Linked DNA regions of Mus musculus: region 1 is linked to region 2. Evidence: chromatin loops called from intact Hi-C (ENCODE). Cell type or tissue: left cerebral cortex. All regions are shown on one strand.

Region 1 (8,000 bases), 150 kb after region 2:
CAGGGTCAAGAAGTTTGTACCCTAGAGCTAGGTCAAACAGACCCCTATTATCATCACAATCCCTGGTGTCTGACAAAGGACTGCTTACAGAGAGTTTGCAGGCTTCCCTGGGTCCTAGGGCTCTGATTGCCTCCATATTCTGCAGGCACAGCCTCAGGGCCCAGCAGACTCGCTCTGGTGAGTACAGACCTCTCACCAGCTGCTTATGCCCAATCCAAGATGCCCCTTGGGATTTCTGTGTCACCTCAGTGTCTACCCTAGACCCAGCATTTGCCACCCCATCCCACTCCCACTGCCATGTTTCTGGTCCAGTGTGTCGCCTCTCATCTAGTGGCTGTGTATGTCTGTGTGATGGGGTAGTGTTACATGTTCATGTAAGTGTGTGCCTGCATATACAAATATGTGAGAGTATTGCGTGCATGTGTCTGTATGTGTTGGAGGTTACATGTTTATATAGGTGTGTACATACATGCACACATACAGGTATGTGTGCACAAGAGTGTGTGTGTGTACATGTGTGCATACATGTGTGTGTATGTTTTTGTGTATGTGCATGTGTGTACATGTGTATGTGCATGTTTGTGTGTATGTGAATATTTATGTATGAGTGTGTGCATGTGTGTATGTGCATGTGTGTGAGTGCAAATAGATGTGTGTATGTGTGTGTTTGTGAGTGAGTATGTATACATGTGTGTATAAACATGTTTATGTGCATGTGTGTGAGTACATGTAGATGCATGTATGCATGTGTATATTTGTACACTTATGTGTTTGCATGTTTGTGTGTATGAGCATGTGTGTGCATGTGTGTATTGCATGTTTGTGTGTATACATGTATATGTGCACATTTGTTTGTATGTGCATATGTGTGTATATGTATGTACATGTGTATATGTGCATGTTTGTGTGTATATGCATATTTGTATGTGTGTGTGTATTTGCATGCCAGAGGGTGACACTGGCACCTCACTCCATCACTTTGTGCCTCACTTTTTGACACAGGCCTCTCCCTGAGCCCAGAACTCACACCGTGGCTCCCAGGTGAGCCCCTGCCTCCTCAGTGCTGGCCGCACTGCTCTGCCCATTTTTCAGGAGGGTTCTAAGGATTCGAACTCAGGTTCCCATGCTTGCATGGCAGGAGCTCTCCCCACTGAGTCATGCCCCAGCCCTTGCCTGTGATCTCTACAGGTTCTCAGCTTCTCCTCCTAGTCGCTGCTCAGCTTTTGACACTCCCAGTGAGCTAAGCAAGCCACACCCAGCCCCTTTAAGCCACTCTTCAGCTTCTCTGTGTGCCCTCCATCTTCTCCCCACCTCCCTCTCAGTCCTCAGCACACCAGCCTTGCTCTCATCCCTCACACAGGTAGGTCTGCCTCCCCTGCCTGTCAAAATCTCACAAACACAAAGCCCTGGGTGCTGCCTGAGTGCCCCATCTCCCCGCGTGGAGGATCCTCCCAGGGCTCAGTGGCCTCCTTGGTTCCTGACCAGAGTGAACCATTTGACCATAAACACCAGACAGGGCGGAATGATTTCCTGCACATGTGCACAGAACACTCAAAGGGAGTCTTGCTGAACATAAGAAAACATGGGAAAGCATGAGGTGCAGCTACTAGTGCAGCCACTGCAAGATCCAGCCCCCCATAATGTAGCCTTGAGGACTCGATACCTGAGCAGGCCTCATTGTCCTGTAGGCCCTGGCGCTGCGGCCCTGACGTCATCTGCTCGATAATCTGCCGTAGGTGGTGCTTGAAGGTGGCGGTGTTCAGTTCCTCATAGTCACAGCCCAGGGCTTCAGCAGCGTGGTTGGCCCACTCAAACCGCATGAACTGCTTCCGGCCCACTGCACAGAGGATGGGGAAGAGATGAGGGGTGAGATGCCAGACACAGGGTAGCTGCATGCCCGAGATCACCTCAGGGAGTCTCCCCTCTTCACACCCATTTTGCTTTTTTTTTTTTAAAGCCATTAAAGATAACATAGAGAAACACATTAAATGGAGATAGGGTAGACTTGGGATATATCCACCTATGTATGTATTTATGTGCACCCCCATGCATTTACTTATGTGCATGTCCATGTATACATTTATATGCAAACCATGTATTTACTTATGTGCATGCCCATGTATGTATTTATGTACACACCATGTGTCTGTTTATGTGCATGTCCATGTATTTATTTATATGTATGTCCATGTTTACTTATGTGCATGCCCATGTATATATTTATGTACACACCTGTGTGTTTATGTGCATGTCCATGTATGTATTTATGTGCATACCCATGTATATATTTATGTGCACATCCATGTATGTATCTATGTGCATACCCATGTATTTATTTATGTGCATGCCCATTACCTTTCGACCCCTTCCTGCCCATTCACCCACACAGCCACTTCCCCAATTACCCAGCCACATATCCAACCAGCCACCCGTATGCTCAGCCCATGTTTACTGAGAACCTTTGACGTGAGAGCAAGTCACACACGTCAAATGATGACCCTCTTGCAGCTTACAGTCCAGGCAAGGGGTTGAGAAAGAAGCAAGCAGACAGACAGTCGGTGAGATAATCTCAGGTGGTGCACGCTGCAGGGAGAGACTAGTGTGGGCACAGAGAGATGGTGGTTGTGTTAGCATGTGCTGCTCAGAGGGACCCTGGGAGGATATGACAGTGGGCTCAGCTGTGACCAGGAAGGAACCTAGAGACTAGGAGTTGGTAGAGAGGCCCTGGGACAGAAATGAGGAGCACAGCAGGGAGGAGGGCAGCCAAGTGGAGGCCACTTAAAACCACCTGACCTCGTGGAGCTCGGAGCATGCTTACAAGCAAAAGCTTAAGTAAAAGTGACAAGGAACCGTCCCACAAGAGGATGTGAAGTCATTTCTAAAATGCTGTCACAGTGAGAGAGCAGGGAGGGGATGGTGATAAGGCTCAGCAGGTGAGGGGCTTGCCACCAAGTCTGAAAGACCAGAGTTCAATCCCCAGGACCCTCAAGGCAGAATTCTGGGACTAAGTCCTGCAGGTTGTCTGTGCATGCTACGCAAAGAAATAGATGTTTTCAAATTATTTTAAATTACATGACAAACAGGAACATAGTCAGCCGGGGATCACGACAGGGCGAGGAGCTGACATTTTCCAAATTCCCTACAGTAGCTGTGGGCTGATGTTGTGACCCAAATACAAATAACTGACTAATTAAAACAAATCACAATGCGCTCCTTTCAAGAGTTCTGTCTCCTTGCAAATGTGTTTCTTTCTCTGAAACAGAGTCTCAGCTACCCCACAGGCTGGCAGGGCCCAGTGGGCCAAGTAGACAACTGAACAATCGAACAGTCGGTCTCGGGGAGAAATGGGAACCCTGGGGGAGATTCTGCCCATGACTAACCAGCCTGAACTTCGTCTCCCCCCGCACCCCCCCCCCATCACCACCTTCACCTCTGGGGTGCCAGAGCAGTGAACGTGGGTGGTCGCTGTCGCTTAGAGGTGACAAAAGGGACTCAGAGGATCGCCGGACAACACAGAGCCACCGAGTGGAAGAACCCGCAACCTCTGAAGCCCACCCCATCCTTCAGATGTCACCTAGCACATCCTTAGGACCCGGGTACACGGTTCCTGACGTGAACCGAGCCGTCTATTTCTCTCAGACAAACATGTGTAAAGGGAGACGTTAGTGCTCCATCTCCAATGAGAATCATTGTCGCCTGTCACAAGAGAGAAGTAGAAACACATACGCGACACGGGCGCCAGCAGGCCATTAGATTCTAATTAGATCCGTTACCTCCGCGATGCTGAAGCCAGCTCTCTCTTTCTTAAAAAGGGAGCTGAGCAGGCACTGGAGAGGAGCCGGATGGTCCATTTACCCCTGGATGAGACCAGACCTAGGGTGGGGGTGGGGGTGGGGGCGGGAGTGGGGAGGGGGCAGGAGGGTCCTGGGAACTCTCTAACAAGAGCCGGCTTCCCCACTGCTGTCTTCCGCGCCCCCTCCCCCACCCCACCCCACCCCACACCACTGTGCACATCTGCCCTGGAGTCTCTGCCCCCTACCCCACCCCACCCCCATCCCCTGCAGTGACCTGCAGAGTCTGGTGAAGCTGAGGAGAAGGAGGTTGGCGGTGAGGTTTCTGGGAGGAGTTACGGGAGGCCTGCTGGGGGCGTGGCCAGTAGCCCAGGTGTTGAACCCAGACTCGACTCCTTTGCCTTGGTTCAGACAGGAGCAGCTGCTCCGGGCACCCCAGGAAAGCCAAGGGCTCAGAAGAGCCACCCGAGGGGGAGAAAGAAGGCCCTGGCTAAGATCACAGCTTCAGATTACAATTTCCACCACTGCCATTCGCGGATGACCACAACTCAAGCACAATTATGACCTTTGGCATGTCGTGAGAGTTCCAAAGATCCCTTTAGGCTCAAAGACTGGGTGGAGAAGGCAGGCATGCCCAGTACACTGTCGCCGCTGTGTCTCCACCTATAAACTCCAGGGGGCGCTCTTGGCCAGGCCCTGGCCGTGCAGGGGCCCAGCTACAGGTCTGTCAGCTGCTTCAGGAAATGGCTGTAAGGTCTTATACCAGGAAAATGCTAGCTTTGGAAACCAGCGTCCCCTCTAGGGGTTCAGTTGACTAAAGCTACTTCTCTACTGAAATGGGGTCGTGGGTTATCCCAGCGTCTTCTACTAACCCCCTCTAAGGACTTTGTTGTGCTCCTCAGAAGGACCCACACCGAGGTTGGGGTAGGGGAACATGCCCCAGCATCTAGATAAACAGGGATGTACCTCCGTGTGGTCGTCAGTTAAAAGTAATGACAGCCATTGAGATTTGCGTGGGGCTTACGTGCCAGGGACACTTCTGGGATGCTCACAAACCCTCCAGGAGAGTGTGACCAAGACACACAGTCTATTTTCCTGCCCAGCATGCTACAGAAAGCAAACAGGGTCCTGGCCAGACCCTGTGCGGCAGCGACTCCGCTATTCTGTCTTCCATGGATGCGGAGGGTTCATTACTGTCACCAGACCCCTGATAAGTCACCCAGGGAGGAATGAGTCCAGGAGTGGATGAGCTGAATGGCTGACAGCCAGCTCTGGCCACTCTGTCCCCTGCCTCCCCACCAACACTTGAAAAAGAGAATGACATGGAAAAGAGAATGTACGAGAGTCGCTTTACCCAAAGAAACCAGCCATCTGGACCCTCAGCCCACCATCAGGACAGCAGGAGATCAAGCTGAAGATAAAACAGAAGGGAGCTGGACAGAGAGGGTCAGGAAGGGGTTGTCAAAGAGAGAGGTTGGACTAGTTCTGACAGGGACAGGGTGTGTCTCTCCCTGCCCCCAGCCTGCTGCAGAGGGTTGCCCACATTTGCTGGATGCTCTTCTCAGCACCAGCTAGAGTTCCCAAAGCTGTGCCTGGGGCATCTCCCTGAGTGCGGAGGTCATTCCCCACTGCACATTGGACTGGCAGCCATTTCTTTCGTTTCTGGTATAAAACAAAACCCCTCTGTAGCCAGGGGGCAGGCAGCCCCACTCCTGCTCCCCAGATCTCAGCAAGCCCTTCTGGCACTTCTAGGCTCATGTCTCATGTGTACCCGTGTCCTGGAACACCTGCTTCAGCATCTTGCCCTCAGCTAGCCAAGGACAGGTTCAGGATAGGCCACCTGCCTGTGATCACAGACAACAGTGTCTAGCTGGGTTTCACTTTAAATGATGGCAGCCTAGGAAAAGGTCCAGAAAGTAAGCCAACCTCTCAGCAAGCTGCCTTCTCTCCTGCTGTCATCTTGTTTTTTCCCCCAGAGGCTACCTGCATTTGTCTGAGTGAGGCCAGGCTCAAACCATCAGTCACCTAGGCAGGGCAGAGCTGACTCAGTGATTCTCAGTGGCAACAGAGGCATGGAACAGGGCAAGCTGGCCTCAGAGTTGGTGTCTGTCTCCCCAGAGTTCATCTAACACACTAGAGGAAACAGAGGCTCAGACATGGCCTAGTCTGTAAAGGGAGGGCATGAGATGGTATCCCCAGCACCTATGAGAAAAAGCCAGGTTTATCAGCACAGGCATGCAATCCCAGCCGTGGAGAGGCAGAGACAGGCGCCGGTAGCTTGCTTAGCCAAATCAGAATGCCCCAAGTTCAACCAGAGGCCTTGTTTCAAAATATAGGATGGAAAGAGATGGAGGGAAAGCAGTCAAAGTCTCTTCCCAGGTCACACACCGAGGAAACCGATCCCTGTACCATACCCCTGCCTGGGTAAGTGTCATCTCTATGGGACTTCTCAGGGCCTTCAAAGCCACTTTTGTGAGTCTCCAGCGGGGGGCGGGTGTGTGTGTGTGTGTGTGTGTGTGTGTGTGTGTGTGTGTGTGTTTAGCCCAAAGTAACCTCAGGATGCCTTAACAGAGCCTGCAACACTTCCCAGGTCCCATTAGACTCTTCTCTGGGAAACTCTGGTTGAGTTGGAAGAGACCCCAAGGTTACTCTGTCTCCAGAGCTACCAGGCAGGCAGCACAGTAATGAGAGGAGGACTGAGAGGAGGACTGAGAGGGAGAAGGGCAGGAGTAAGCGCAGATCCTGAGGCTGCAGAGTCTGGGACTCAAATCTACTCTCAGAGGCAAGGTTTGTAAGGGAGAAGGAGAGAGAAGAGGGGAAGGGGGGGGGAGGAGGGAGAGTGAGGACAGAGAAGGAAAGAAGGAGAGAGAGGGAGGGGGACAGAGGAGGGAGGGAGAAGGGAGAGTGAGAGGGAAGACAGAGAAGGGAGGAGGAAGAGGGAGGAGGAGGACAGAGAAGAAAGGACGGAGGGGAAGGAGGGGGAGGAGGGGGAGGAGGAGGGAGACAGGGAAGGAAGCAGCAAAGGAGGTGGGGGAGGGAGGAGGGAGAAGGAAGTGGATGACAGAGGAAGGAGGGAGGAGGGAGAGAGCATGCACACAAGCTGACAATGGCACAGCTATTGTCCCTGCGCACCGTGGGTTCAATTGCTATCAATTACCGTGACCTCCTGCATTTATTAATAACCGAGTTGTTCCTCCTTCCAACAATAGCTGAGCTGTTCCTGAATTACTCAACATTATGGGACTTATTTATAATGCCAGAGCATCTGGCTCCCACTGCCTCACACAGAGATTTACAATTCTGAAGCCCAGAGAAGACGGAGGCCACCTGCAGAGAGGAGATAAGCCAGGGCTGTGGCTCTGCCACAAGAAGGAGTTGGCTCTGGAGACAAAGCAGGCCAGTTCAAATCCCACCTCCACCACCACCTGGTGCCAGGCAATGCCCTGAGAAGTGAGGTTGACTGTCTAACCCTCCATTGCCATCTTTCTCAAAATGAGGCCTGCAGAGATCAGAGGGGAGCGTGTGTGGAGATGTAGCAAGGCTGTGGGCACCAGCTCTACACCGAAGCCATGACCTGCTCCTCACCTGAACCATCCACCCTCAGAAAAGAGGGATCGGGAGCAAAAGGCCAACCAAGGAAACATCTGGGAACAACATCTCTATCTAGAAGGGCTATCACAGGCACCGTGGGAAATGACCCCTCCCCCACTCTTAAAGAGCTTCCTGCTCCACCCACAGGCAACATGGCCCTACCCACCCACGTGGCTCCCTCTGCCTTGGAGGAAGCAGGCACCAGCATCATCTCTGCTGTGCACACATCTGCACAGAGAACCATCTAGAAACTGCTGCGGAGTTACACAAGCTGTTCTGGGAGGTGACAGTCCCGTGGGAAATGCAGGTGGGGTGACTTCAGACTGACCCCAGCAGGCTTGCTTTGGTGTAGGATTTCTCAGGGTCTCTAGTGTACCCTGTACACTGAGAATTCACAAGAGGAAGGAATAGTCCCTGGGGAGGTCTCCCAAAATGACACAACCAGGGGGCGATAGGTGACAGGGACCCTTCATGGCTCCCACAGGGAGATTGTGGGAAGAGCCAGAGGTCAGATGTCCTAAGACTGTTTCAGCCTAGCTGTGATATCTCAAACAATATCTCTTACTGGGCCTTGGTCTTTTCATCTGTAAAATGGGTTGGCTGCTTTCCAGAACACTG
Region 2 (8,000 bases):
CTTTAGAATGTCTCCCTCCAACACACACACACACACACACACACACACATGCATGCACCACCCATTCACGCACACACACATACCACACACACATGCACACACACATACACATACTGTTATACATCACACACACCCATGCAGGAGCATATACACACACATACCATACACACACACCACACACCTATGCACATACACACCTCACACACCTACATACACAAACATTCCACACACACATGTATTAAACACCCATGCACACACACATATACACCATACACACACACCACACACCTATACACATACACACATATATACCTCACACACAACCGCATATACACACATTCCACACACACATGTATGCACACACACATACACACCATACACACACACCACACCTATGCACATACACACATACACATCTCACACACAATCACATGCACACACATACCACACACACATGTGTGCACAAACACATACACACCATAAACACACACCACACACCTATGCACATACACACCTCACACACATACACACATACCACACACATATGTATGCACACACCCATGCATACACACATGTGTACACACGCACATCACAAACACACCACAGCTTACTTCACATACCCATCTATGCACACATACCTCACACACACATGCACACACTCACGCATGTGTACACATGCACATCATACACACCAACACATCTAATATAAGCACACACTCACACACCACACACACACAACTATGTACACACACACCTCACATTCACATGCATACACTCATACACATGGGCACATACACATCTCACACACCAACACATGCACACCCTTACCCTTACACCCCCCCAAACACCACACACCCATGTGAATACACACACCCACACCCACACATGCACACCCACCCACCCACACCCACACACATACACACTCACACCACACATACTACACACTTCAAAGTGGCATCCACTCTGCTCATCTCATTCTCATTTTTAATAAACAGCTTTGAGCTGCCAGGGCCAGTGGGCTGCAGCTGAGATGACAAAAGTTATTTCCATGCTGTCTTGGCCCTGAAAAGAGGTGGGCGTGATGAATGTATCTCAGGCCTTAGTCTCATCCATCGCCTGCCACTCAGCATGCTTTCCGCCTGGGACTCGGGGGTGGGGGGGGGACTGCTGTCTCTCAGTCCTGGAGATACTCAGTACTCAGCCTGGCTCACAGTATGTGCTCAGTAAATAAGTCCTGAGTGGACTTACTCAGGGTAGAGAAGGAGGAGGGTGGAAAAGGAAAAGAGAAAGAGAGGGACAGAGACACAGGAAGAAAGAAAGGAAAGTCTAGGAGCTGTAAGGACCAACAGTAGAGCAAGGAAGAGACAACTGGTAGACCTCCAGAGGTTAGGGCTGGAAGGAAGATGAAAAGCTCAGATGCTGGAGAAGGGAAGGGGCAGAAAGGTGAGGGCAGGGGGAGGGGTATGAGAATCATAGGACAATCCAGTACTGCCATTTATATTTCTGACAAAACAGGTGGGGGAACACTGGGCAGCAGGATCAGCCAGGATCCCAGACATGGGTCTGCAGTCCAGACTGCATTGTAAGGTGCAGGAGGCCCGGGGTGGGGGCCATGAGTGCTGTGGGTGTGGATGGCCTTGGCTTCATGAGCAGGGCTGGGCCCTGCCTCGTGGGAATGCCTGGTGCCTTTGAGGATCAGCAGGGACACAAGCCATGTCAAGTGGATTCTTGTGGAGACTGCAGGGGACAGGGGTGTTGAGTGAGAAGCGGAGACAGATAATTCCACGTCCCTTGTCCCTCTCAGCCTTCCCTGTGGCTGTCTGCATCAGATGTCTGTGTATGAAGTTCTTTGTGTGCCAATTCTGTGCAGATACTGTGGGATTTATTGATCCAGAAATCCTCTGGGCTTTGGGGAACGAATCTTGACTCTGCCACTTGAGGCTGGCATATCCTGTCCCAGCTCTGGAGCCTTTAACCATAGCCTGTCGTCAGGCACCCAGACCTGTGACACTCATTCTTGCCGTCCAGGTGTCCTCTAGGGTAGCTTCTCTCTCTCTCTCTCTCTCTCTCTCTCTCTCTCTCTCTCTCTCTCTCTCTGTCTCTCTCTCTCTCTCTCTCTCTCTCTCTCTCTCTGTGTGTGTGTGTGTGTGTGTGAGAGAGAGAGAGAGAGAGAGAGAGAGAGCTTCTTGTGATGGATGTTTGGTAGATATCAAAGATGTCAACTGACACTCAGAGCACTGGCCAAGGAGAGCACTGGCTACAGTACTGAGGGTGGAGCGGCTGGGAGATAGGGTGATGAATGTCAGGTGGTGGGTAGGGGTGGGCTCTGAAGGGAGGTTCCTGAGATATCTCAGGAACTTCTGAAGCCTGTCCCTTAGTCACTCCAAAAAACAAACACTGAGGTGGCTCTCATATTCAAGTGCAGAATTAGTCAGTAATTACAGTTATGGTACCCTAACCTGTTGGGCCCTGCCCTAGAATCAGGAAAGAGGACAGCCATCTCTTCTGCCTCCATGGCAACCCTGAGAAGCAAGAGTTTTGACCTCCAGGCATAGCATGGGAGAGGGAACATCCCTGTGGCACACAGAGAGGAGGTAGCCAAGGTGGAGTCCCATGTAGGAGAGTCAACACAGAGCAATGCATTTGTCTCTTGTGGCCTTTTGACAGACTCTGTGTGTGACACACAGCTCACACCGTCACTGACGTCAGATCTTGGTTGTTGGGGACCTTATCTGGTGCTGTCTTGAATGATGCTGTCATTGGGATCGCTGCCTTACATTCTCTAGGCCAGAATTTCCTCTACTGAAAAATGGGAGGGGGCACATCCACCTCCCAGTGTTACAGAGAGGATAGAGATACCCATTGTGTCTACCACCACTGCCTAGTGCCTTAGGCCATAGCAGATGCTTAGCAAATGGGTATAAAGTGTGCTAGCTGGTCCAGCATACAGCATAAACACATAATGGATTGGTGAGGGCAGTCATCAGTCCTCTGGCACACAGTAGGTTCTCAGCTCAATATGTTTAGTTATTAGTGATTCTCTGATGCCCAGAACACAGGAAGAGTGCAATAAGTGCTGACCATTGATTCCATAGGAACTTTATATAGAAGCATCCTGTGTGTTTGGTTGCCTAATAGATAAAATCTTTGGAATCCTGGAATTTGCAACGTTAGGAAAATGAGTCTTTAAGCAATTAATAGTGGGTTCAAATCCTGGATCTTCCTCTTTCCAAGTTAGGCTTCTTCTGGGGCAAGTCTCAGGTCTCAGGGTCTTATTAGGAGTTAGAGATGAGGTGTGTATGCTGGTCAGCCTCCAACCATCCCAGGACTTCAGGGTAGGCAACACATCTTATAGTTTTATCTACACACTCAGTTGGTCCTCAGCAGCTGCAGATTCTGCATGTGTGTGTGCTCAACCAGACCAAAAATATCTGAAGAACAACCGCAACTGTACCAAATCCGCACAATCTTGCCGTTTTCCTTAAACGATACACTCCGACCGCTCTTCAGCCAGCAGGTAAATGACGTCAGTGTGTTGGGTGTCAGAATGTGACTTAGGATGTGAGGGGTCGGTGTGGGTGGTACCAATCTGGACAGTATCACAATTGTTGGCATCTGTGTGTGTGTGTATGTGGGGGTGGGGGTGTTCAGAAACCAAGTACCCTTAAATGAGTGAATGCCAATTCATTTCAAAGAGTTGTTCTTCACTAATTTAATCTATTTTAGCATCTTAACACCTGTCTGCTTATTTGTCCTTGATAGCTGGGGCTAAGGAAGACCCCACACTGAGCACAGATGTTAAAGAACAAATAAGACCTGTACCAGCAGACAAGGAGAGATGGAGAGGTGACTTTTAGGTATGGCTCATGTTCAGAAGAAGCCAGCTGCTGAGAACGGATCTCCTGTGGATTTACTAGAGCATGCCCTTCCCCTGCCAGGTTGTCTGGTGGATGTGTCTCCTGTGTTTTTATCCCCAGTGTGACTGTAGCAGCTGTGCTATGAATCCTGACTGCAGGAGGTGAGGCCGCTGTACCATGTCACCCAGATCAGTATCATTGCCCCATCTCACATACGGGCAAACTGAGGCTCACTGAGGTGAGAATACTTGCTTGTGGGCTTCCTGCAAAGTGGATTTAGGACCTGGACCCTTAAAGGCCAGATGCCATTTGTGCTTTATTCTTCCCAGGTCCCCTCCCCTCCCCTCCAAGGCTGAGGGATGGGGTGGGTCTGTAGGTGAAGTTTTACCCAGGTTTTCACATGTCCTCTCAAAGCCCATCATGACATAGTGAGTTGAAAGGCCAGTTCCAACTCACAGGCCTCTGGACCTGGCGTCAGACATAACTGCATGGTGGCATTTTCAATTCCTGCCTCAGCATCCAGCCGGAGCCGGAGCCGGTTGGAGCCACAGGAGACTCAATGCAGATTTAATGACATTATGAGTCACCCCCAGAGGTGAGCCATTGCCCCTATTCCTCACCCACACCCTGAAACCATGGAGCAAATTAATAAGTAATTAATATGTAATACTTGTGATGTCCGGGGTGAGAAGTGGATTTCCTCCGAAGATAACCCTGTGGTGCAAGCACCAAGTTCAAGAGAGCAAATGCTGAAGATCAGCATGGTGCCTGGGACTGAACACAAGGCACACATCACACACATCACTGGGTTGCATCAGCATCACGTTCCCTGAAGCACATGATACTGTGAACTTCCTTTGTCATACTAGAGGCACAGAAATGTTAAGCCCCAGATACATGATAAATGGAAGGAGATGGGCTTACATCCAATGGTGTGCCAGATCCTCACCTCCTAGCCATTCTTCCTCCTTACCCTTTATTGTCCCATTTTACAATTGAGAACTTTGAGGCTCAGAAGGGCTAGCGGGATTTCTGAGGAACAGTGGAACTGCAGGATACCCAGCCTGGTCTGTCTGTCTCAAGGCTGGGCTGACATACAGAAGCAGAAAATAGGCTATGCTTTCCCTGCTTTGAGTGCAAATCTTTGGTGCTAGTTCTGTATACATCCTTGAAGAAGGGTTTGCTCTGCAGGAAGTTCCAGGGTATGGATGCAGCTTTGGGGCTGGCAAGGGAGCTCACCGTTTGTACTGAGCCTGGAGCACAGGCTTTCTGGAGGTGGTAGAATGACTCAGGCTTTGGAATAGGGGAGGCAATGAGTGGTGTTCATGGATTTGGAAGGATAAGAGGTTGTGGGAGGGAGGGAGGGTTGGAGGGAGGGGGAGGGTCCCACCCACCAGATATTAGCTGATTCCATCTGCAAAACTCTTGGCAGGCAATGATGACTACCTACACATTGAGGGCAGGAAAGTGAGGCTCGTCGAGAACAACAGGCTGAGGAAAGGTGTGAATCAAGGGGCACCAAGGGAGTGACTCAGCCAAAGAGGAGAAAGGTCAGCAGGAGGCTGTCCTTGTGTCTACTCTCCTAGACTGATCGTGTGGACACTGGAGAAAGTCAAGCATTATGCAGTGGGGTGGGACAGCAGCCAGCCTTGTCTGCAGTTCTTTGTGATACTTCAGTGTATGTCAGTCCTCCACACAGAAACCAGCTTGGTGAGATGCCTCAGGGGACCCCACCCACAGACCTTCTTTCACAGGGCTTTTCTAGCTTTGCCCATGCCCCTCTCACAGACATCAGGAGCAGGGTCTGTCTGGTTTGCCAGAGACTGGGATGAGTGGGGAGTGAAGACGCCAAGAACAGGGATCAAGACTCAGATAAGAATCAAGTACAGTCCCATGTCCTATACCGAGGCACAGACACCAAAGTCTACTGGAACTTGTGATGTATTTTGCAAGAACTGGGAGGCCTCTAAAAATCCCAGCACATGGAAATGGAAGACTTAGAGGAGGAGATGGAAGAGCTTATTCAAGAGGTCCTGATTTGAGCACTGCAGATTACACACACACTTACAGTTCCACACTCTGAACATGTTCTGCACTCTGAACACGTGGACAAAGCTTGTGCTGATGAAATGAATCATTTCCAGAAACCTAGTGAAGATGATCCATTTCGGTGAAAGAGGCAGAGAGCGAGGGGCCAAGAGTAGAGCTTGGACAGACAGACAGACACAAAATGGGGGACCCGGTGGGGAGTGACAGTGCTCCCTGCCCAGTCAGTCTATAAGCCTCAGACTTCTCCAACACAAAGCTTCTTATCTGCCTAACCAGCCTTAGAAGACAACCAAACACGACAATTAACCTCCTCATAAGATCCTTCCTTTAAAAACCCCGGGTTATGTAAGACCATTTGGGGACAACTGGGGCGAATGCATATTGGAATCCAACATGACACCACATGCTTGCTAATGTCTGCGAGCCTGGGATAACCGTGAAGGGGGGTGGGGTATGGAGACAGAAATAATGTCAGCTTTGAAAAACTCAGACAGCCACCAAAGTAAAGGAGAGGCCAAGGTGACTGGACACCATCATTCCTTAAAGGGAGATGGAGAGAGAGATGACCCAGTTACTAACATGCCTGCCATGTAGGGACAAGAACCAGAGTCCAGATCCCCAATATCCACATAAGCAGCTCAGCTCAGCCACGAATGCCTGTGATCCTGGCACTGGGAGAATGGAGATAAGCAGAGCCCCAGGACTTGCTAGCCAAAGATGTAAGCTGAATCCATGAGCTCTGGGCTCACTGAAAAGCCCTGTCTCGAAAAGCAAGATGGACGTTGATGAAGGAAAACCCCTGATGCTGACTCTGACCTGCACAGGCATGGCACACACAAACATGGACAAACACATATGCACCTTGTGCACACACCTAAAATAGGAAGAAAGGAAGAGAGATGGGGGGAGGAATGCAGAGGAGTCAAGTAGAATCTTACAGGTGATTCCAAGGGTCCCTTGCTGTATATATAAAATTTGACACATTTACCACCATTCAGTGATCAGTCCCACTGAGAAATCAATGCCTCTGAAGCCAGGCTGGCCCCCAGGGCTCTCAACACCCCCAATGCTCCTGTATTATAACTCTGTATTATAATTTCATGCTTACTATATCTCTCCTCCAAATAATGTGTGCTTCTTAACCATACACATCTTTCCTTTATGAAGTCCCAGAGTCAAGTTCCCTGAAAGGATTTATGGACTGGAGTGAGTGAGAGAGCAGAGAGGGAGCTGTGAGGAGGTCAGAGGGCAGCCGTATCTTCCTTATGTAGGATGCTTCAATCAAACCCCAGTTAGCCAAAGCCACTTCCTGTGACTTAAAAACAATAGCTTGAAAAAACGGGTGTTGAACATGCAGCCCTGAACACGTTCTCCAAGAGCCTGGCCTCATTTCTACAGAGCGCTGTCCACCTCCAGGGATCAGGTCCATGCTGGTGCTGCAACCTCAGCTCCTGTACGTCTTCTATCTTGCCCCTAGACAGAGAGCATCAGTGACCTCCCTAGTCCTGCACTGGGAGAGTGGGACACACTGGTTCTACTGTTGAAACTTTTGAACTTTTTTCCTCCCAGTTTTGAAAGATATGAGATGTGATTAAGATCTCCAACCAGACTGTGGATTTGCGCGGATCAGCATTCTTTAAGCAAATCCTCAGCAGACTGTGTCACTTCCCATTCCTGGACCTCAACTGGATATGGCACAATGGCAACTGCTGGCAAACTGTAGACGTATTCATAAAGGCAGGTTCCTCTCATAATGTAGTTCTAAGCGGAAGGAAATTATCTATCCATCCCTCCATTCACCCATCCCCTTATTTAATCCCTTCTTTCCTCCCTCAATCCATCTCTTCATCCATCCATCAGTCCATCTATCCATCCACTTTTCCATCCATCCACTCATCCATCCATCCATCCACTCATCCATCCATCCATCCATCCATCCATCCATCCATCCATCCACTCATCCATCCATCCATCCACTCATCCATCCATCCGCTCATCCATCCATCCGCTCATCCATCCATCCATCTATCCATCCATCCATCCATCCATCCATCCACTCATCTATCCATCTCTCTCCATTCTTACATCTGTCTA

The links. Hi-C counts contacts between places; a loop is a spot of excess contacts. Peaks named below come from ENCODE experiments on the same cell type or tissue, not always from the same donor. Only the 100,000 strongest peaks of a DNase experiment are listed, where the experiment ranks them.
Region 1: a loop joins it to region 2, with 2.2 times the contacts of the local background. A loop is called at or near these places in 2 of 42 quality-filtered maps.

Annotation. Positions count from the first base shown.
Region 1 is chr5:112,844,608-112,852,607 of GRCm38, forward strand. Myo18b (myosin XVIIIb) reads right to left here. Exons shown (of 44, transcript NM_028901.2): 13 at 1,664-1,837. Among named protein-coding and RNA genes, the nearest start is that of Myo18b, 48 kb to the right of the region's middle. In left cerebral cortex, a CTCF peak has its summit at 4,470 (motif pointing right); DNase peaks (open chromatin) are centred at 4,466, 6,604, 7,038 and 7,529; H3K27ac peaks cover 562 bases.
Region 2 is chr5:112,695,811-112,703,810 of GRCm38, forward strand. All of the region lies in intron 42 of Myo18b (myosin XVIIIb), which reads right to left. Among named protein-coding and RNA genes, the nearest start is that of Gm30529, 51 kb to the left of the region's middle. In left cerebral cortex, no CTCF peak of the experiment used is centred here; DNase peaks (open chromatin) are centred at 1,067, 3,525, 5,101, 5,570 and 3 more places; H3K27ac peaks cover 2,527 bases.